Regions from separate parts of the Homo sapiens genome. Here regions 1, 2, 3 and 5 are each linked to region 4. A link is a loop called in an ENCODE intact Hi-C map of the cell type or tissue named here. Cell type or tissue: B cell. All regions are shown on one strand.

Region 1 (4,000 bases), 400 kb before region 4:
AGAGCCCGGGAGCCCATGAAGCCATCCATCCAAAACCTGAAACCAAAGCTCAGATCATAAGAATTATAGACAATACAGGCCGGGTGCGGTGGCTCACGCCTGCAATCCCAGCACTTTGGGAGGCCAAGGCCGGCGGATCATGAGGTCAGGAGATGGAGAGCATCCTGGCTAACACAGTGAAACCCTGTCTCTACTAAAAATACACACACACACACACACACACACAATTAACCAGGCGTGGTGGCGGGTGCCTGTAGTCCCAGCTACTCAGGAGGCTGAGGCAGGAGAATGGCGTGAACCCGGGAGGCGGAGCTTGCAGTGAGCTGAGATCGCGCCACTGCACTCCAGCCTGGCAGCCTGGGCGACAGAGCGAGACTCCTTCTCAAAGAAAAAAAAAAAGAATTATAGACAATACAGCAAAAACTCCTCATCTGCTAGCTTCCTTCTACAATTGCTGACTGTCACTGAGACCAGAAGCCCTGCCACTTGGTGATGTTTGTGATGTGGAGCAAAGCAGAAGGCATGCTCAGCATCCACTGGCTTTCCACAGCCATGTTCATGAAACCTTTATCTTTTTGCTAGCCTGGCTGTGAAATGGCTTGGAGACATGAGGCTCCACTGGACTGAAGTTCTTTCCAATCCTGGGAGCCTGCGGTGCACGACAGAAACGTGACTGGTGAGGTGTTGCTGTGGTTTGAATATTTGTCCCCTCCAAAACTCATGTTGAAATTTAATCCTCTATGTGACAGTATTGAGAGGTGGGACCTTTAAGAGGTGAATGGTTCATGAGGATGCTGCCATCATGGATAAGTGAATGGGTTAATGAATTAATGGGTTATTATAGGAGTGGGGCAGGTGGCTTTATAAAGAGAGAGACCTGAGCTAGCATGCCTAGCCCCCTCGCCACGTGAGGCCCTGCAACACTTCGGGACTCTGCAGAGAGTCCTCAGCCTGAAGGCCCTCACCAGATGTGGCCCCTTCACCTTGGACTTCTCAGCCTCCGTAACTTTAAGAACTAAATTCCTTTTCTTTCTAAATTACCCAGTTTCAGGTATTCCATTATAAGCAACAGAAAACGGACTAAGACAGTTGTCATCTGCTACAGAAGTAAAACTTAAAATATGACCCCTGGGCAAGTCACTTACCCCACTGGGTCTCAGCTCCCATGTCTGAAAAATGAGGGCCTTGGTCTCTGTGACCTTCTAAGTTTGTGCCTCTCGGCCTTGACGTGATTCCCTCCTTTGGGCCAAGGGCACACCAGCCCTTCTCACCCTGCAGAATAGCATAGCATTCTGGAACCCGAGAGATGCTGGGGCCTGGAATGAAGGTTCATCTCCTTCCCCAGAACCTGGCAGAAAGTTCCTGGTCTGTGTGCAGAAGGACCACATTGAGCCAAGACACCAGCCCTATAGGCCAATCGATCTGCCCTCAAAGCCAGGGTCTAGGGAGTGGTGGGATGAGCCAGAGGGGGCAATCTGTGGTGACTGGAACTTGGTGTCTGGTCGAGGCCTGCAGCATGGGGGGCTACTGCGGAAGGCAGAGGTCTGGGTAGGCACCTTCAGGGCGGGGCACCTTCCTATTGGCACTCAACGTTCCCTTTAGCTTTGTTCATGTCGACCCCCATAGGCTGCAGTTTTGGACACTTGCATCCCCTCTGCCCTTTGCAAGGGGCAGGCCACGCTCTTGGGACTGGAAAGCTATTTTCTGCCTCCACACGGGGGTGGAATGGCTGTAAGCGGGGACTGAAGAGGACTTCTGAAAGCAAACCGGGACAGGAAGGGAGAGGATTCGACCAGGGGTTCCGAAGCTCTCCACCAGGGAGCGCCAAACACAAGGGAAAACTAGCGTCCCTCTTCATTGGGCAAACCTGGTCCCTATTCCCTTCCCAAAGCTGCAGCTCAGGATGAGGCCGGCAACCTGAAGGCCCTTTAGTTCTTGGAGCTTGGAATTACAGAAAACCCCGAGGATCAGGTGCTGCTGCTGAGCTGGCTTTGTGAGAGACAGGAGGCGAGGCCAGGGTCTGGGAAAAGGGAGCAGCTGCAAAGGCTTCCAGTGGAATTGGCAGATCAGCCTGGCCAGCCCAGACAGCCTCTGGCAGCCTTTCCTGAGGATATGGACGACCCTGATGCTACTTTTGTCTTGATCAGTGTAAATGTGAAGAAACAGGATAAATAGCTGCATGTACTTTTTGAGTTTCCTAGGGCTGCCGAGGGACCACCTGAGGTCAGAGTCACAATAATAAAACCAATTTCACAGACCCTCACCTCCTGCTCCTCAGCCCCATCCCCTTCCAAGCCTGGCTGCCCAAATCTCATCAGTGTATATTCCAGTGCCTGCAGAGAGAGGCTCACAAGGATTTACAAATAAGTCCTATCTCACCAGGCACTCACTGGATCTCTGTCACCATGGAAGAGATGAGAAGATTCCAAGAAAATTCCAAGACCCTCCACTATCATATCAACATGTTACAATTTTCCTCTTTCAGGAAGCATGTGGCATCCAGAAACAGTGCTTCTTCCTATTGTTCTTGGCAAATTACATCAAAATCTGTGTGCTCTTAGCCCAGAAAAGAGATGACACTTCCAGGAAGGAGAGAATATAGCACCTGCTTTTGGCTAAAGCCCCTCTTCTCCAAGGTTGTACTGGCAGGTTTTCTAAATTTTGATTAGAGAATAGTGAGAAGCTTGCCCTTGGAGAGGTGAGTTAGGTAAGAGAGCTATGATTGGATGTCACCACTGAACCTACCTGAAATGAGGTAAGAGAGTTGGGAATGGATCCCACCAGAGGCCCATCATTTTTATGGCAAGTCATAAGAGGGATCTGAATGTCTCCCCCCATGACAATAGCTGTCCCATCTTGCCTTGGAGCTTGGCTGTCAGCAGCAAATAAACCTCACTGTGTCTGTCCCTGGGACTAGCGAGTCAGACCAACTCAGGGGCTCAAGGTGTTTGGATATTTGAAGAAGTCTTGCCTTCCACAGAAGACCAGAGGTTGTGTGGTGATATCTGAATTTTGCTTAGCATTGTCTTGAACAGGAACTAAAGAAACATTTCAAGAAGAAAACAATTGCTTTTAAAAACTTAACTCTTCTTTGTCATTTGGTGCTCAGAAATCTTTGTCTCATTGCAAACAAAAGAAACTAAGTAAGGGCAGTCTTGGAAAGAAGACGCACCAGGTACCATTACTGCAGTCATACTGAGGCCCACCACCACCACGACTACCACCAATGGAAACGAGAGATGGGGTTCAGATGTGGATGACAAAGATGTGGATGACAAAGGTCTAGCATCAAAGGACAAAATCAACAGAAGTGAAGAGGCAACCTATGGAATGGGAGAAAATATTAGCAAATCATACATCTGATAAGGTGTTAATATGCAGAATATATGAAGAACTCTTAAAACTCAACAACAAAAAAACAAACAACCTGATTTTTAAATGGGCAAAGTACTTAAATAGACATTTCTCTAAAGAAAATATACAAAAGACCAGCAAGCTCATGAAAAGATGCCCAACATCACTAATCATTAGGGACATGCAAACCAAAACCACAATGAGATACCATCTCTCACACTCATTAGGATGGCTGCTATGAAAAACAAACAAAAAACGAACAACAACAACAAAAAAAAAACAGGCCAGGCACTGTGGCTGGCTTGTAATCCCAGCACTTTGGGAGGCCAAGTTGGGCTGATCCCTTGAGGTCAGGAGTTCACCTGGCCAACATGGTGAAACCCAGTCTTTACTAATAATACAAAAATTAGCTGGGCCTGGTGGCACACACCTGTAATCCCAGCTACTCAGGAGGCTGAGGCAGCAGAATCACTTGAACCTAGGAGGCAGAGTTTGCAGTGAGCAGAGATTGGACCACTGCACTCCAGCCTGGGTGACGGAATGAAACTGTGTCTCAAAAAATAATAATAATAATAATAAGTGTTGACAAGGATGGAGAAATTAGAACACTATGAACTGTTGATGGGAAAGTAAAATAGTGCAACCA
Region 2 (4,000 bases), 620 kb before region 4:
AGTGTGACCTTGAGATAGTTTCTTATTCTCTTAACACGTTCGTTGCTTCTCCTATAAAATGAACAAATTGGACCACATGGTTGTTGTGGTACCATCCAGCTTCAATAGGCTGGGTGTTTATTTGCCTATGATTAAAAAGCAACAGCCCTGCCACAATGAAAAACCAATTCACAATGATTAGGATGGCTGTAATAAAAAAGACAGATAATAACAAGTGTTGGCGAGGATATAGAGAAATTGGAACCCTTATACCTCGTTGGTAAGAATGTAGACTGGTGCAGCCATTGGAAATACTCTGGCAGTTCCTCAAAGGTTAAATGTAAAGTTACATATTTACATATGACCCAGCAACTGCAATGCTAGGAATACATCCAAAAGAAATGAAAACACATGTCCACACAAAAACTTATACACAAATGTTCATAACAGAATTATTCACAATAGCCGTAAACTGGAAACAACCCAAATGTCCATCAACTAATGATTGGATAAATATAATGCAATATATCCATACGATGGAATATTATTCAGCCATTAAGAAGAATAAAGAATTGATACATGCTGCAAAGTGGATGAACCTTGAAAACATTATGCTAAGTGAAAGGAGCCAGTCAAAAAATACGACTGTGGGCCGGGTGCAGTGGCTCATGCCTGTAATCCCAGCACTTTGGGAGGCCGAGGTGGGTGGATCACGAGGTCAAGAGATCGAGACCATCCTGGTCAATATGGTTAAACCCCACCTCTACTAAAAAATACAAAGATTAGCTGGGCACGGTGGTGCGCGCCTGTAGTCCCAGCTACTCAGGAGGCTGGGGCAGGAGAATCTCTTCAACCTGGGAGGCGGAGGTTGCAGTGAGCCGAGATCACGCCATTGCACTGCAGCCTGGCGACACAGCGAGACTCCATCTCAAAAAAACATACAAACAAACAACAACAACAACAAAAAAAAATTGTATGGTTCCAGTTATAATGAAATGTCCAAAATAGGCAAATCCATAAAGACACAAAGTAGATTTGTGGTTGCCAGGGCTAGAGATAGGAGTTGGGGGTAACGGGGAATGAATTCTAATAGTAACCTGGTTTCCTTTAGGGGTGATAAAATTGATTACAGTGATGGTTGCAGAACTCTGTGAATATATTAAAAACAATTGAATTGTAAATTTTAAATGGATGAATTTTATGGTATATGAATATCTCAACACAGATGTTATATAAATAAAAATACTTATTGAACATTCAATACCTGTCAGGTCCTGGGGTAAATACTGGTGACACAGAAGTGAACAGGGAATGTGTACTTTTCCTTCACGAAGCTTGCAACATAATTAGGGATTCAGCCATTCTAGAGCCCTTCATTGCCAAAAGAATGAAACACCCTCCTCACACAGTAGGCACAAAGATTGCCATGGTCCATACAATGGCAAGACTCTTCTAGATCTTACCATGTCCTAATACTAGGTACTCTCTTTCTAGTCCTCCTCTTCTTCTTTTTTTTTTTTGAGATGGAGTTTCGCTCTTGTTGCCCAGGCTGGAGTGCAATGGAGCAATCTTGGCTCACTGAAATCTCTGCCTCCTGGGTTCAAGCGATTCATCTGCCTCAGCCTCCCGAGTAGCTAGGATTACAGGCATGCGCCACCACGCCCAGCTAATTTTGTATTTTTAGTAGAGACAGGGTTTCTCCATGTTGGTCAGGTTGGTCTCGAACTCCCGACCTCAGGTGATCCGCCCACCTTGGCCTCCCAAAGTGCTGGAATTACAGGTGTGAGCCACTGAGCACACCATCCTTTCTCTCTGTCTTTGTAACCCTACTGCCCTGAAAGAGATGGCTGAAGGCAGCCCTATGTTCACAGTACAGCCTTTGACTCTCAGAATAGTGTCTCCCAAGAGAGCAGCTACTTGCAAGTCCATAGCAGACTGATTAATTTTTTAATTGTATTATTATTTTTTGAGACAGGGTCTCACTCTGTTATCCAGGCTGGAGTGCAGTGCTGCAATCTCAGCTCACTGCAACTTCCATCTCAGGGCCCAAGTGATCCTCCCACCTCAGCCTCCAAAGTAGCTGGGACTACAGCTGTGTGCCACCATGCCCAGCTTATAGCAGGGTGATTAAAAGCAGCAACTGTGGAGCCAGTCCACTAGGCTTCAAATCCCAGCTCTGCCTCTCTACTCACTACTTGCCTCGGTTTCCTCATGGGCAAAAAGGAGATAACAGTGACTATATGTCATAAAGATTTTGTGAGTTCTGCAGGAGTTAATGCACTTATAGGCACCCTATAAGTGCATTAGCTGATAATATTCATGTTATTATTGCCTACCCATCTGCAAATGAAGGTGCCTCAACCCATCTCACCGATCTGCTACTTTCCCGTAGTCCACCAGGTGGCGCAGGCGCACCACCTCGGGCAACAAAAATGGCCCCCAGGTGGCTCGCACAGTAAATGCTGGGCTTGGAGAAACGATACAAATAGTTTGCTAGTGATGTGGGTCCATCTGTGAGTTATATATAACGATATCAACTATAATGGAACAAATTTTTTCTAATCAGCTCCACTCACTAAAAAAAGTTTTCTTCTATTTAGAGAAAATAGTGGATGTCTACAAATAAAGGGCATGGTTTGGGTAAAGCGTTAGCTCCATGTGGACTCATGTACTGCCATCCAACCAAGGCAGTGATGCACCTGTCTGAGTTTTTCCACAGCATCATCCTCTTTTTTTGTAACAAATATTCTATAACACACCCTTGGCTGGGCGCGGTGGCTCACGCCTGTAATCTCAGCACTTTGGGAGGCCGAGGCAGGCAGATCACTTCAGGTCAGGAGTTTGAGAACAGCCTGGCCAACTTGGTGAAACCCCAACTCTACTAAAAATACAAAAATTAGCCAGGCGTGGTGGCGGGCACCTGTAATCCCAGCTACTTGGGGGCTGAGGCAGGAGAATCGCCTGAACCCGGGAGACAGAGGTTGCAGTGAGCCAAGATTGCGCCACTGCACTCCAGCCTGGACGACAGGGCGAGACTCCATCTCAAAAAAATAAATAATTAAAAACAATAAAATATATAACACACCCCTTTATCATATTGCCTTCCAACATCCATAATTTCCTCCACTATATCAACACAATATGAAGAAGAAGAAGCCAAGTATAATAAAATAACATGGGCTGGGCACAGTGGCTCACACCTGTAATCCCGTCATTTTTGGGAGGCCGAGGCAGGTGGATTGCTTGAGGTCAGGAGTTCGAGATCAGCCTGGACAACATGGTGAAACCCTGTCCCTACTAAAAATACAAAAAATTAGCCGGATGTGGTGGCACACACCTATAGTCCTAGCTACTCAAGAGGCTGAGGCAGGAGAATCACTTGAACAAGGGAGGCAGAGGTTGCAGTGAGCCGAGATTGTGCCACTGCACTCCAGCCTGGGTGATAGAGTGAGGCTCCGTCTCAAAAATAAATAAATAAAATAAAATAACACACATTCCAATATGTAAATGCTTGGGCACAACTATGTTAGATGACATATTGAAGTAGTCAGCTGCTTGCACCTAGGTGTAGCATTACCAAGAACACCATAGTAACAAATGAGGTCTGATAGAGATGTGTTGCTCTGGTAATTCCAACACCTAGAGCACCTAGAGTGGCATTGCCCCAGGTAACGTGATTTTCCAAAGTAGGCAACAGCACTTGGTAAAGTTGCCTTCCTGGAAACTGCAGTGTATGTTAAAATTGTGAAAACCTAACCAAACCAAACCTTTGTGTACATAAACAAAATAAAGGTAGGCTCTGAGCACAGATTATATTTTATCTACATGAATATCCAGTGGGGTATCTAAAAGTTGTAGGGGAAGGCTGACAACCCTTTCCTGTGCACAATGGTTGCTTACATGCATTGACGACATATAGTACCTCTGGTCCCTGACAACTAAATGGTAGTAGTGACTGCCAATCACTATGACAGCCAAAGCCACGACCCCCCAAATCTCTAAATGAACAATAGCATCTCCA
Region 3 (4,000 bases), 510 kb before region 4:
TAATACCAGTGCTTGCTTGATGGCAGATGTAGTGATTTTCCTGTGTCCTGGATCTTCACAGTCTGCTGTTCTGTGCAGGATCCCCATCTATTTGCAACTTTGAAAAAGAGTGGAAGCTTTGATGGGTGAACAAGGCTTAATGGCGAAGGGCCTTGGACACCTGGGCCAGGAGTTTGAACTTCACTATGAGTGTGTTCTGCCCACTCACCCCGTTCTTCGCCTGTATGGGGTGACTTCTCTCAATTTCTTACTTGCTAGAGCCTGACGTAGGAACAACCCAGGCAAGATTTTTGTTTAGCCCTTGCACCAATCTTGATCTAAGAAGCTAAACTCAGAAAGTTGTTTCCATCTGCTAAGGTGACCAAGAAAGGGTGTGATCTAAGATCAAAGGGAGAGAGGTGTCTGTGGATCTGAGGCTCCCCAGTGCAGCCTCCCTGTTTGGGGAGTGGAGGGTGGAGTTAAGGGTGGTCTCGAAACTGACATTGCACACCCCACTTAGCATTCATGGCCTCCCTGGCATCACCAGGTAACATTGTGAAAACCAAGCCCATGGAGGGTGCTGGGAGATATTTCCAACCTCACAGCACATACCAGCAAATGGGGACTCGGCAGTACAATCTCTAAGCCAGGCTCAAAGGAGTCAGTCTGTACAAAAGCTTATATTATCAAAGCCTCCTCCACATTGCACAGTCTTTTCTAATGTGTTCCCAGCTCAGGCCCCAGCCCACCAGTTAATTACCCCAAAACCCCACACCCCATGCTAAGCAGGGAGGTCCATTACCAAGAGAGGCCAAGGAAGGGGGTTGATGGTGTTTTGGGGGTGAGGGCGGGAGTTTATCTGATGATCATAGGTTCTGCTTGGGAACTGTTGGTACCTTGGGTATTCAGCACCAGCCAAACAACTCTGAAAATCACTCTCTCTGGGTCAGAGTGTGCCAAGAGGCACAGGTATCCTCCTAAATATCCCCCATTAAAGCAACGGGACACATAGAGCAACAGTCGCGTGGAGTCCACGTAGCTCATACGAAGCAGCTTCTGATTCTAACTGTAGCACAATCCTAAAATGAGACTAAGGCACACGAATATAGATGTTAGAGACTGCTCCTCATCCTAGAGACAAGAGGAGACGAAGGAGCTTCAAGGAGAAGGTTGTCAACAGTACCAAGCACTCCAAAACAAAAGTTCAAGCAGCGTGAGGATGAGGTTGGGCCGTTGGGTATGGGGACGGGGAAAATGTTGCCAAGCTTCAGGAGAGCAGGGTCAGGAGGGCAGAGGGGTTGGAAGCCAATGGCTGGGCGTGTTGGAAGAAAGCTGATGTGGAGGGAGAGCGACGTCAGAGTCTACTGCTTCCTGGAGTATGACCGCCTGGATGTCCTTGGTCAACAGAGGCAGAAGTGGCGGTGAAGAAATGGGGTCAGCGGGGTGTGGGTTAATGTTAAAAGCATTAAACAGTAAAAGAAAAGAGAAATAAGGTCAAGAGAAGATTTTGCGTATCTATGTGTTTTATGGTCAGGGAGATGGGGAATATCTGTTTGTCTCCGCTATGGTAGCTATGGTATTATGTAGAGGTGGTTGGAGAGCGGGTGAGGATCTCTTCTCTGTAATGCACGTGAGTGGCCACCAGATGGTGTCCCAAGTCCTGATGTAATAGCCACTGTGTCAAGGACTTATCTGGCAAAATGGACCAAACGTTAACTTCTAAATATGCGATGATTACATAAAGTAAACATCACGCAAAAGGCCAAAAATCAAAGCAATTAGGTCCCAAGTTAGAAGAGCATTATGTGGTAATTTTCTGCCTTTTACTAAAGGAACCTCACAGCCTTTCTATTTATAGCTGTCTTTAAACCCCAACCCCCGCCCTACCCCGCCCCCGAGACTTGCACTTCTGAGGGGACGTCCTGCAGGTTCCCAGCTCAGTCCCAGTTCAGAGTGGCCCTGCTCTCGATGGGGACTGCCCTGGGCCTATTTCCAAGCTATGACAAGAAGGCGACCCACCCCGCTGGGTCCCCAGCCCCTGCTCTGTGAGGGAGTGAACTCCCGCTTTCTGTTTCATCTCCTTGTCATGGTGGAAACAGAACTGAATGCACACTGTAAAGCGACTACTGTGCACAACAGAGTCAAGCTGCAGAAACAAAAGGAAAACCTTTGGTGTGTTTCTTCTCAGCATTTGGAAGTCAGAGGAGACAGAGAGGGGGAAGGGCCAGGGAGAAAGGGGATGCGGGCTGGGAGAGGAGCCTGGGATGCAGATGCCTCAGAGCACGGAGGACGCCAGGCCAGACCACAGTCCTTCCCGATCCCCGGACTCCAGGCAGAGACGGGGAGGTGCAGGTGGGGAAACTCGAAACCCACTGCCTGGCTGGAGCTAAGGCAAAGTGGATGGGCTGAGAGGTGCCTGGCATAGCGGGAAGGCACCCCGGACCGGGAGAGGGGGCAGCGGCAGGGACCGAGGAGTAGCCCTGCGGCACAAGACGGGGCAGCCTCCTGGGCCCAGGTTCTGCCTCCTGCGATGCTCCGCCTCCCAGTCTCTGAAGAGAGAAACTTTAAGTTGGTCAAGCCATGGTGGGGCCTGGGAATCATAGACTGTTAAAGGCCTCAGAGGCCACGGATCTAATCTGGCCCTTCCCAGGAGAAACTGAGGCCCAGGGCTAAAGTGACCTGGCCAAGGCCACGCAGAAGAGCTGGAATAGAACTCAGGCTTCCGACACGGGCTCTCACCCTGGATCTCTTTCTCTCCAGCTAGGCTGCCTCCAAGCCTGGAGCCGGGACCTGAGCCACAAGGGGAGTGGAAAGCTCTTAGGAAGGGAGGGCAGTCAGAGAGGCCACGGGAATCCAGAGGACAGCGAGGCCCAGGACCGAGTTTTGGTGTTGGAGGTGGAGGTGGGGATATGACTCGTGAGGTGTAAAAGGACGCATAGAAGCAAACTGCTAGGCACCCTGGAGGGTCCACAGAACAGCTTCTCTGCAGGTTCGCCTGAGCTCCATCCGGGAATTTCCAACCTGATTGTCCAGTGCTTGGCTCCCCACGAGGCACACGGACGATGCTGAAGGAACTGATCAGCCCATGAACTCTTTTCTTCTTGACCCACAGGGATCTCCTACCAGAGACTGGTGAGGGCTGAGCAGGGCCTGCCCATCAGGAGTCACCGCAGCTCCACCGTGTGAGTGCTCTTGGGGGACGGAGAAACAGTGGGGAGGGAGTTTGGGACCCCTGCACTGTTCCACCTTCACCCTCCTCCCCCACTCAAACATCCAGTGCCCCCACCCCCTGTCCACCCCAGCCAGCAACAAACAGGCTTCCAGGGAACTGGGAACCCCCTGGCACTGCTGGTGATATTTTGTGTCCAGGTGTGTTTTTCTAGGCTGACGGTCTTTCACCAGATTCTTAAAGAGGTCTGTATCAATTATGCCAGGTGTTAGGCACACAGTTCCCCCACTTTCATTATTTTCAGATGAGGAACTGGAGGTCAGAGAGGTCAAGCAACTTCCCCAAGGTCACACAGCGAGCAAGGGTACGAGCCAGAATTTAACCCTCAGGCTTATTCAGAAGCCCATGATATTTCCACAATCTCCTTCTGTCTGTTACTAAAACAGTGTTTCCAAACTTTTTTGACCAGGACCTATAAGAAAAATCCATTTTATATGACAGCCTGATACACAAACACACACACACACACACACACACACACACACACACACAGCTGAAATGAAATGTATCCTGGTTACATAGGATGAGCTCTGTTCTATTCTATTTCATTTAAGAAACAAATTTGGCTCCCCAGATGATTTCATTACCCACTCCTGTGTCCTGACCTGCAGTTTGAAAAGCACTAGAGAGGGGGTGCCCATTAGGAGGACCCTCTGCAGGCCTTGAAGAGTTGGGTGCTGTCTCACCTTGACATGTTGGGAGCCCAGGGACCCCGGCCTTCACCACCTCAGAAATTATAGGCCCCCGGCCCTCCTCATTCCCAGCCCCAGGGGTTCACTTCCCACTCACTCC
Region 4 (4,000 bases):
GCAAGGACCTGGTTCCTGGAAAACACGAGTCACGCTGCTTCACACCTCCAAGCCTTCCTTCAAGCAATTCCTACTGCCTTGTGGAGCGAATGCTAACATTCTTCCAATTCCAGTCAATGCTGACCTCACCTCAGAAGTCTTCCCTGACCCCAGAGCTCCCTTCTGCTCCTGAATCACAGAGACAGCAAGGGCAGCTGGCTCAGCGAGCACTTTTCCTGTGGTCTCGTGGCTGTTGATTCCCTTGTCTATCTTTTCTTGTAGACAGTAAACTTCCTGAAGGCACAAACTTTGACCTATTTTGCATCGCCAGTGTCTAGTTTCAGGGCTGGCCCAGGAAAGAAGCCTCATAAATATTTGTTGAAAAGAGTCGCAGCAGAGGAATTCTTGCTGAATTTTTCAGTGATGAATAAAATCTAGGGCTACTTCCTTCACAGCATATTTAAGAACACAACTATTTTTAAATCATGAAAACGCATGTTCGTTGCTGACCATCCTCTGGGCAGTCCTGACTATGAGGTTCCCACAAATTGGGGCCATATACAGTTCCCAGAAGAGGCCGGGGAGCCAGCCTGCACGGGTTCTGCTGTGACTTATGGGTCCTGTATAACCTTGCACCAAGTTCCTCTCATTTCTCTGTGGCTGAGTTGCCCAATCTGTAAAATGGGGACAATAATACCAGCAACAACAGAGCCATTTTGTGGATTAAAAGAATTCATGATGTAAAGTGTAGAGAAGAGCGTCCCCACACTCAGAAGGCTCACTACGTCTTCGGTATTCTTGTGAAACGCCTGTCCTCTGTCACTGTGACACCCGTGTCATTCATTCAGCAGAAGCCGTTCAGCGCCGGTGCCTGCTGCACTGCCGCTGCCTCAGAAACCATTTGCAGGGGCCGGGCGCGGTGGCTCACGCCTGTAATCCCAGCACTTTGGGAGGCTGAGGCGGGCGGATTGCCTGAGGTCGGGAGTTCGAGACCAGCCTGGCCAACATGGTGAACCCTCGTCTCTACTAAAACTACAAAAATTAGCCGGGCGTGGTGGCGGGCGCCTGTAATCCCAGCTACTCAGGAGGCTGAGGCAGGAGAACCCGGGAGGCGGAGGTTGCAGTGAGTGGAGATCGTGCCAGTGCGCTCCAGCCTGAGCAACAAGAGCGAAACTGTCTCAAAAAGAAGAAAAAGACACACACACACACACACACACACACACACACACACACACACACACACACACACACACACACACACGAAGAAGAAGAAAAGAAACCATTTGCAGGGAGCGCACGGCTTCCGTCTGGTCCTGAACTGGACGCAAACAGGCCGAGCATTTAGAAACCCGCGCAGCTCCCCGCACCGAGAGGCTTCCTCTCGCCTGGCTCCTTCGAAGCGTGGTCTGGACCAGCACCTCCCACAGCACTGGGGGCGCCTTGGAAACGCGGCCTTGGACCTATTTCCGCGGGGGCAGGCGGCGATCGGTGGCCCTGGTCCTCGCAAGGCCCCTCACCACCCAGAACTGAATCTCTGGCGGGCCCTGCTGTGCGGTCAGCAGACGCCCAGGTGCAGGGGCGGTGGCCGGCGTCGCGGTGGAGCTCGTTAAAGTACCGGCACGCTGGCCGCGCCCACGCCACGGGCGGGAGGGGACGGTGAGTGCAGGGACCCAGGCGACCGGCCGGCCGGCGTCCCCGCGCCTCCTGGCGGCCAGAAGCAGGGCCTGCGCTTCCCCGGCTAAGGGGTGCCGGCCCCCGCCCCGGCACCTGGGAGTGAAGGTACCAGCGGGTCTCCTGGGCGGTCTCCTGGGGCCGCTCGTTCCTTCATCACCCCCAGGGGCAGTTGGACCCTGAGCAGCCTTAGCCAATAGCCCCGGGACTACCCTTCCCAGAGGATTCAGCGGCAGCACCCGGGTCTCGGAAGGGAGACACTAGGACCTGGAGGAGGGGAGTTTTGCAATCCCTCGCAGTTCCCCTCCTAGCCACTAGGTGACACTAGCCATAAATTTATTTCCCAGTTTACTCCCCTCGCTCAAACTCCGCGCCCCTCTCGCTCCGAGAGACATAGGTCTCGCGAGATCTTTGGTAAACTTACAGAACCGGAAGCAGCGTGTAGTTCTCTTCCCTTTTGCGGCCATCACCGAAGCGGGAGCGGGTAAGGATTCGGCGGGCAAGCGGGTGTAATCAGCAGCCATCCGTTCTTGGGCATGGTGGCTTCCGACCGCGGGGACCCCGAGAGTCTCTTGTCGGCCGAGTAGCAGCCAGGAAGGAGAGACTGGGATGGTTTTTTATCTGTTGCTTTCTTAAATCAAGGGCCGCCGGGCCGGAGATGGATGGAGGGACCGGGGATTTGGGAACTCGAAAACGAGCTGAGGGAAGGGAGCCTGTGGAAATAGACTGGAGTCTGGGTAGTGTCGTTTCCTAGAGAATGGTCTCGAAGTAACTTCTCGGTAAAGTCTTCACGGAATTTCCAGACCACACTTGCCCACTGGGAGGCTTTTAGGACCCGAGACGTGTGCAGGCTTTTCCAGGTTCGGGTTGGTGGGCCTTATTCATTTTGGCGGGGCTATACGTATTCACTCTTAAGCCTGTAGAAGATGAACGTTGATTGTACCTTCTAAAACGTGAGGTTATAGTTAAGAGAATTGCGTTGTCGGTCTGCTCAGCAGAGATGTAAGTCCAGTCTTGATTTCCTCAGGCACTACTTGAGGAGTTGGGAGAGTGTAACTAAAAGGTCTTATAACTAGGACAAGTGTTTTTGATGCAAAAGTCTTTAGTCCGTAAACATATACAGAAAACACCCGAATAAAACAAAAAATAAAAAGTTTCGAGCTTCGGTTGATAGGCCCTTCCGATCAAACAGTTTTTGTTGAAGTTGCACAACATGACACTGCCTATGATCATTCTAGACTATCAAGATAAAATCATTGCGGTTATTTGTTTGGAAGCTGGATGAGATTTTGGTCATTTAAGAGTCTTTTTAACTTTTTATTTAGCCAAAATGAAGTTTAATCCCTTTGTGACTTCCGACCGAAGCAAGAATCGCAAAAGGCATTTCAATGCACCTTCCCACATTCGAAGGAAGATTATGTCTTCCCCTCTTTCCAAAGAGCTGAGACAGAAGTACAACGTGCGATCCATGCCCATCCGAAAGGATGATGAAGTTCAGGTGTGTATCCCTACTTGTTCTCGTTGTCTTGATGGATATTTTACGCACTTAGCTTAGAAGAGAGATTGCATTCCTGAGAAAGATGCTTCTGAGACTCTTGCTCCCAAAGAGTGGCAAGATGAGTTGAGCCAGGGACCAAAAAACAGTAAGTAAGCTGCTTTTCAGTTTTTAATTGTATTATTTGGTGAAAATCTTTTTTTTTTTTTTTTTTGAGATGAAGTCTCGCTCTTGTCCCCCCCAGGCTGGAGTGCAGTGGTGCCATCTCAGCTCACTGCAACCTTCGCCTCCCGGGTTCAGGCGATTCTCCTGCCTCAGCCTCCCGAGTAGCTGGGATTACAAGCGCCCGCCACCACGGCTCGGCTAATTTTTGTGTTTTTAGTAGAGGCGGGGTTTCACCATGTTGGGCAGGGTGGTCTCGAACTCATGGCGTCAGGTGATCAGCCCGCCTCAGCCTCCCAAAGTGCTGGGATTACAGGCGTGAGCCACCGCGCCCGGCTGAGATGGGGTCTCACTCTTACCCAGACTGGAGTGCAGTTGCGTGGTCATGGCTCTTGTGGGCTCAAGTGATGCTCCCATGTAGGACCTTTTTTTTGTTTCTGTAGAGAGGGGTCTCACTTTACTGCCCAGATTGGTCTCCAACTCCTGGGGATCCTGCCCGAAAATCAGTTTCCTCAAACGTCAGATGATGTGACCATAATTAGGTGACATAATCAGAACATTGCTTTGGGATTAATCCTTTTATCAATATATTGTGACTACCCAACAGGCTCATTTTGCCTGCTGTCCAGATAGAGCCGATTTATCTAGACAGGAATTGCAATAGAGAAAGAGTTTAATTCATGCAGAGCCAGA
Region 5 (4,000 bases), 88 kb after region 4:
AATTAAGTAAATAGATGGCAAATTATGGAAGCCAGGTTTCTCACAGTTGGGGTGGGAGTTTAGATAAACAAGGGAGGTGGCTAGAATGATCCATGTAGTAATGGATTAAAGTTGGAGACATCAGTATGAATTCATGCTTAGCTTAATATAGATATGGATGGTTATATATGGAAATACATGTTTGTGTATATACGTGGGTTAGTATACACACATATATTTCCTTGCTTTCTCAGATGTGAGGGTCCAGAAGCAATGATACCTCAAAAGCAACAAGCACACCTAGGGCCCAGATCTTGGATTCTAAAACCATTTGCCAATAAAAGAAAATAGGGGTCCTTGGAGAAATGGCTGATTGCAGGACTGTGGCAGGAAATACACAAAATGAGCCTGGAGCATTTTATAGTACCAGAAAGTAAGGTGACACTAAATAAAAACAAGGTTTTAATTAAAATACCAATGATGACAACAACACTGATGGGACTCTTATTTTTCTCCCTGGTTGAGGATTGACCGCCATCATGAATGACTTAGTAACTATCTGAACTAGGAAGTTCATGATCAACTGACTACATACTTCAGGAGGAACAAATGGTTATTGAGGTCCTTCACCCTGGGAAGACAACAGTACCTAAGACAGAAATTCAGGAAAAACTAGCCAAAATGTATGAGACTACACTAGATGTCATCATCTTTGTTTGTTTTTGTTTGTCTTTATGAGATGGAGTCTCCGTCTGTCACCCAGGCTGGAGTGTAGTGGCGCAATCTCGGCTCACTGCAACCTCTGCCTCCTGGGTTCAAGTGATTCTCCTGCCTCAGCCTCCCGAGTAGCTGGGATTACAGGTGCCTGCCACCACACCCGGCTAATTTTTGTAGTTTTAGCAGAGACAGGGTTTCACAATGTTGGCCAGGCTGGTCTCAAACTCCTGACCTCATGTGATCTGCCTGCCTCTGCCTCCCAAAGTGCTGGGATTACAGGCGTGAGCCACCACGCCTGGCCTCATCTTTGTATTTGGATTCAGAACTCATTTTGGTGGTGGCAAGACAACTGGCTTTGGCATGATTTATGATTCACTGGATTATGCAAAGAAAAATAAACCCAAATGCTGACTTCCAAGACATGGCCTGGATGAGAAGAAAAGAACTCAAGAAAGCAATGAAAGGAACACAAGACCAGAATGAAGAAAGGGGGACTGCAAAGGACAGTGTTGGTGTGGCAAAAAGCCAAAGGAGTAAAGATGCTACAGTAACATCTGTGGCCACTGTGGATTTTTCACAAGATTTATAAACTAAAAACTTTTGTGTGCAAAAAAAAATGGATGGGGGTATGCTAAAGAGACACAGGAGCCAACGGAAACAGCTCTCAAAGGCCAAAGCTAGAACGAAATTAGCTAGAAAATAAATATGAAGTATATTGGATTATAACCCAAAGTATAAATGTCCATGAGTCCATACTGATTAAATAAATGGTTGAATAAATAATGGAGGAGTAGAGACAAATATCTCATATGAAAGAACTCCAGGCCAGGGATGGTGGCTCACGCCTGTAATCCCAGCACTTTGGGAGGCTGAGGCGGGTGGATCACGAGGTCAGGAGATCGAGACCATCCTGGCTAACACGGTGGTCTCTATTAAAAATACAAAAAATAAGCCGGGCGTGGTGGCGGGCACCTGTAGTCCCAGCTACTTGGGAGGCTGAGGCAGGAGAATGGCGTGAACCCGGGAGGCGGAGCTCTCAGTGAGCTAAGATCGCGCCACTGCACTCCAGCCTGGGCGACAGAGCGAGACTCCGTCTCAAAAAAAATAAAAAATAAAAATAAAGAGCCTAAGGACTAAGGATTTAATTAACCAAGCACCAACCCGTGCAGCCTCAGGAGACTGGTCCCGCAGCGCAAGTGTGTCCCTCTACCCCCCGCAAGCCGGGCCGCGTCTTCCTGGCTCTCCTGGCGCCGGCACCGAGCAGGGCGTGGACCTGAACTTATGTGACCCCACCCGGTCACAACCCGGGGTAGGAAGCTAAAGCCGTCCGCCCACCCGAGGGGCGGTCCCAGCACCCCAGTGGGGGACTGCTGCGCTCGGCCTCTGTGTTCGATCGGGAACCCAGGTCTCTTCCCTGCCAATAACAAAACCGCCGCGTCCCGGGCCTCCCTTCCGGAGCCGGAGTCGGCGGCCGAGCGCTGGTGGCGGAGCCTGGACAGTTAATTCCAACCGCCTCCGGGTGATTCCGGGGACAGGAGCGCCGAGAGCTCCTCCCTTTGGCCGCGGAGCCGGCTCGGCGCTGATTGGCTGAGGGCCTCGGTTGTGGCTCTTGAAGGCTCCCCATTGGCCCCGCGCTCCAGTGGCAGGAGTGTGGCGGCCCGGCCTCCGCAGGCTACCCGGGGTTGAAGCTACTGCGAGCTCCGGTGGCTGCCTGGGGACGCTCAGGGACGCTCATTCCTGGCCAGAGTCCTGACTTCTTTCTCGGATCGAGATCTCGTTGCTGGCTCGAGGAAATCACCGGCTCTTCTCCCGGATCCTTTTCTTCTCTCACTTGCTGGCTTTCTTCTTCCTGCCTCCCTGGCTTCCATCTCCCAACCCCGCGATTCCCTCCTCTACTCCCGTGCTCCCGTCGCCCGCCATCCTGAGCCATCCCACCTGCAACCTTCTGTCTTTTGCCCCTCCTTGACCTCAGAGGGTCCTGCCTTAAGCTTCTCACCAGAATCTCCTAGATTTCTATCTCTTCCCTGCTTGCCAGCTCTTGACTCCCAAATTCCAGCTGACGTTTGACCACTTGACATTTGACCCTGACACCCTTGACTGCAAATCTAAATTCTTATCTTCTGCAACCTGTACTGCTGAAACAGGCCTTCCCCCTGTCTTCCAACCCCGCTTTCTGACACCCATTTTTACTTTCTTACTCTTGGGTCAGTTCCTGCTACAGCTATCCCACCATGGACTTCTTGATGAGTGGCCTGGCAGCCTGCGGGGCCTGTGTATTCACCAATCCCCTGGAGGTGGTGAAGACCAGGATGCAGTTGCAAGGAGAACTGCAGGCCCCTGGCACATACCAGCGGCACTACCGAAATGTCTTCCATGCCTTCATCACCATCGGCAAGGTGGATGGCCTTGCTGCCCTGCAGAAAGGCCTGGCCCCCGCCCTCTTGTACCAGTTCCTGATGAATGGCATCCGACTGGGCACCTATGGGCTGGCTGAGGCTGGGGGCTACCTGCACACAGCCGAAGGCACCCACAGTCCTGCCCGCAGCGCAGCAGCTGGGGCCATGGCTGGGGTCATGGGAGCCTACTTGGGGAGCCCCATCTACATGGTAAGAAGAGGGCTCTTGCCTGGGACCTTCAGGGCAGATCCTCGTTGTAGGATAGGAGCTGTTCTTTCCCAAGGGCATAGGTGGCAGAGTGCTGCCCCACTGCAAGCAGGGAAAGGCATCAGGAAAGTGCTGGTAGGCTTCGGAGTCTTCTGATCTGCCCTATACACACCCATCTGATGGACACGATTGAATGTATTGATTAAGATTATGGGCTTTGGGGCCGGGTGCAGTGGTTCACACCTGTAATCCCAGCACTTTGGGAGGCCAAGGCGGGCGGATCACGAGGTCAGGAGATGGAGACCATCCTGGCTAACACAGTGAAACCCCGTCTCTACTAAAAATACAAAAAATTAGCCGGGTGCGGTGGTGGGCGCCTGTAGTCCCAGCTACTCGGGAGGCTGAGGCAGGAGAATGGCATGAACCCGGGAGGCGGAGCTTGCAGTGAGCCGAGATCCGGTCACTGCACTCCAGCCTGGGCCACAGAGCAAGGCTACGTCTCACAAAAAAAAAAAAAAAAGATTATGGGCTTTGGAATCAGACTTTCTGGAACTAAAATCCTGGCTTTGAAAATTACTAGTTGTTGGCCGGGCGCGGTGGCTCACGCCAGTAATCCCAGCACTTTGGGAGGCCGAGGCGGGCGGATCACGAGGTCAGGAGATGGAGACCATCCTGGCTAACACGGTGAAACCCCGTCTCTA

Evidence for each region. A loop is a pair of places that touch in the nucleus more often than their neighbours do. Peaks named below come from ENCODE experiments on the same cell type or tissue, not always from the same donor. Only the 100,000 strongest peaks of a DNase experiment are listed, where the experiment ranks them.
Region 1: a loop joins it to region 4, with 19 times the contacts of the local background. A loop is called at or near these places in 10 of 110 quality-filtered maps.
Region 2: a loop joins it to region 4, with 18 times the contacts of the local background. A loop is called at or near these places in 4 of 110 quality-filtered maps.
Region 3: it touches region 4 in a loop (29-fold over the local background); 8 of 110 quality-filtered maps call a loop at or near these places.
Region 5: it touches region 4 in a loop (12-fold over the local background); 9 of 110 quality-filtered maps call a loop at or near these places.

What each region holds. Positions count from the first base shown.
Region 1 is chr17:8,783,816-8,787,815 of GRCh38, reverse strand. No RefSeq gene overlaps it. Among named protein-coding and RNA genes, the nearest start is that of MFSD6L, 14 kb to the left of the region's middle. In B cell, CTCF peaks have their summits at 1,626 and 1,825 (motif pointing right); a DNase peak (open chromatin) is centred at 1,815.
Region 2 is chr17:8,996,583-9,000,582 of GRCh38, reverse strand. No RefSeq gene overlaps it. Among named protein-coding and RNA genes, the nearest start is that of NTN1, 23 kb to the left of the region's middle. In B cell, CTCF peaks have their summits at 2,195 and 2,395 (motif pointing right); a DNase peak (open chromatin) is centred at 2,382.
Region 3 is chr17:8,892,747-8,896,746 of GRCh38, reverse strand. It overlaps PIK3R5 (phosphoinositide-3-kinase regulatory subunit 5), which reads left to right. Exons shown (of 19, transcript NM_001142633.3): 6 at 3,092-3,161. Among named protein-coding and RNA genes, the nearest start is that of PIK3R6, 27 kb to the right of the region's middle. RefSeq lists enhancers at 1,607-1,806, 1,817-1,886. In B cell, CTCF peaks have their summits at 1,431 and 1,632 (motif pointing right); a DNase peak (open chromatin) is centred at 1,626.
Region 4 is chr17:8,381,291-8,385,290 of GRCh38, reverse strand. It overlaps RPL26 (ribosomal protein L26), which reads left to right and starts at 2,098. Exons shown (of 4, transcript NM_000987.5): 1 at 2,098-2,134; 2 at 2,976-3,148. The coding sequence starts at 2,981. RefSeq lists a silencer at 1,504-1,773 and enhancers at 1,205-1,922, 2,174-2,343, 1,923-2,640. In B cell, CTCF peaks have their summits at 1,573 and 1,780; DNase peaks (open chromatin) are centred at 778 and 1,980; H3K4me3 peaks cover 3,299 bases; H3K27ac peaks cover 3,007 bases.
Region 5 is chr17:8,293,735-8,297,734 of GRCh38, reverse strand. It overlaps SLC25A35 (solute carrier family 25 member 35), which reads left to right and starts at 2,335. Exons shown (of 5, transcript NM_001320870.2): 1 at 2,335-3,302. The coding sequence starts at 2,928. RefSeq lists enhancers at 1,716-1,845, 2,466-2,515, 2,536-2,615. In B cell, no CTCF peak of the experiment used is centred here; DNase peaks (open chromatin) are centred at 2,044 and 2,264; H3K4me3 peaks cover 1,471 bases; H3K27ac peaks cover 1,447 bases.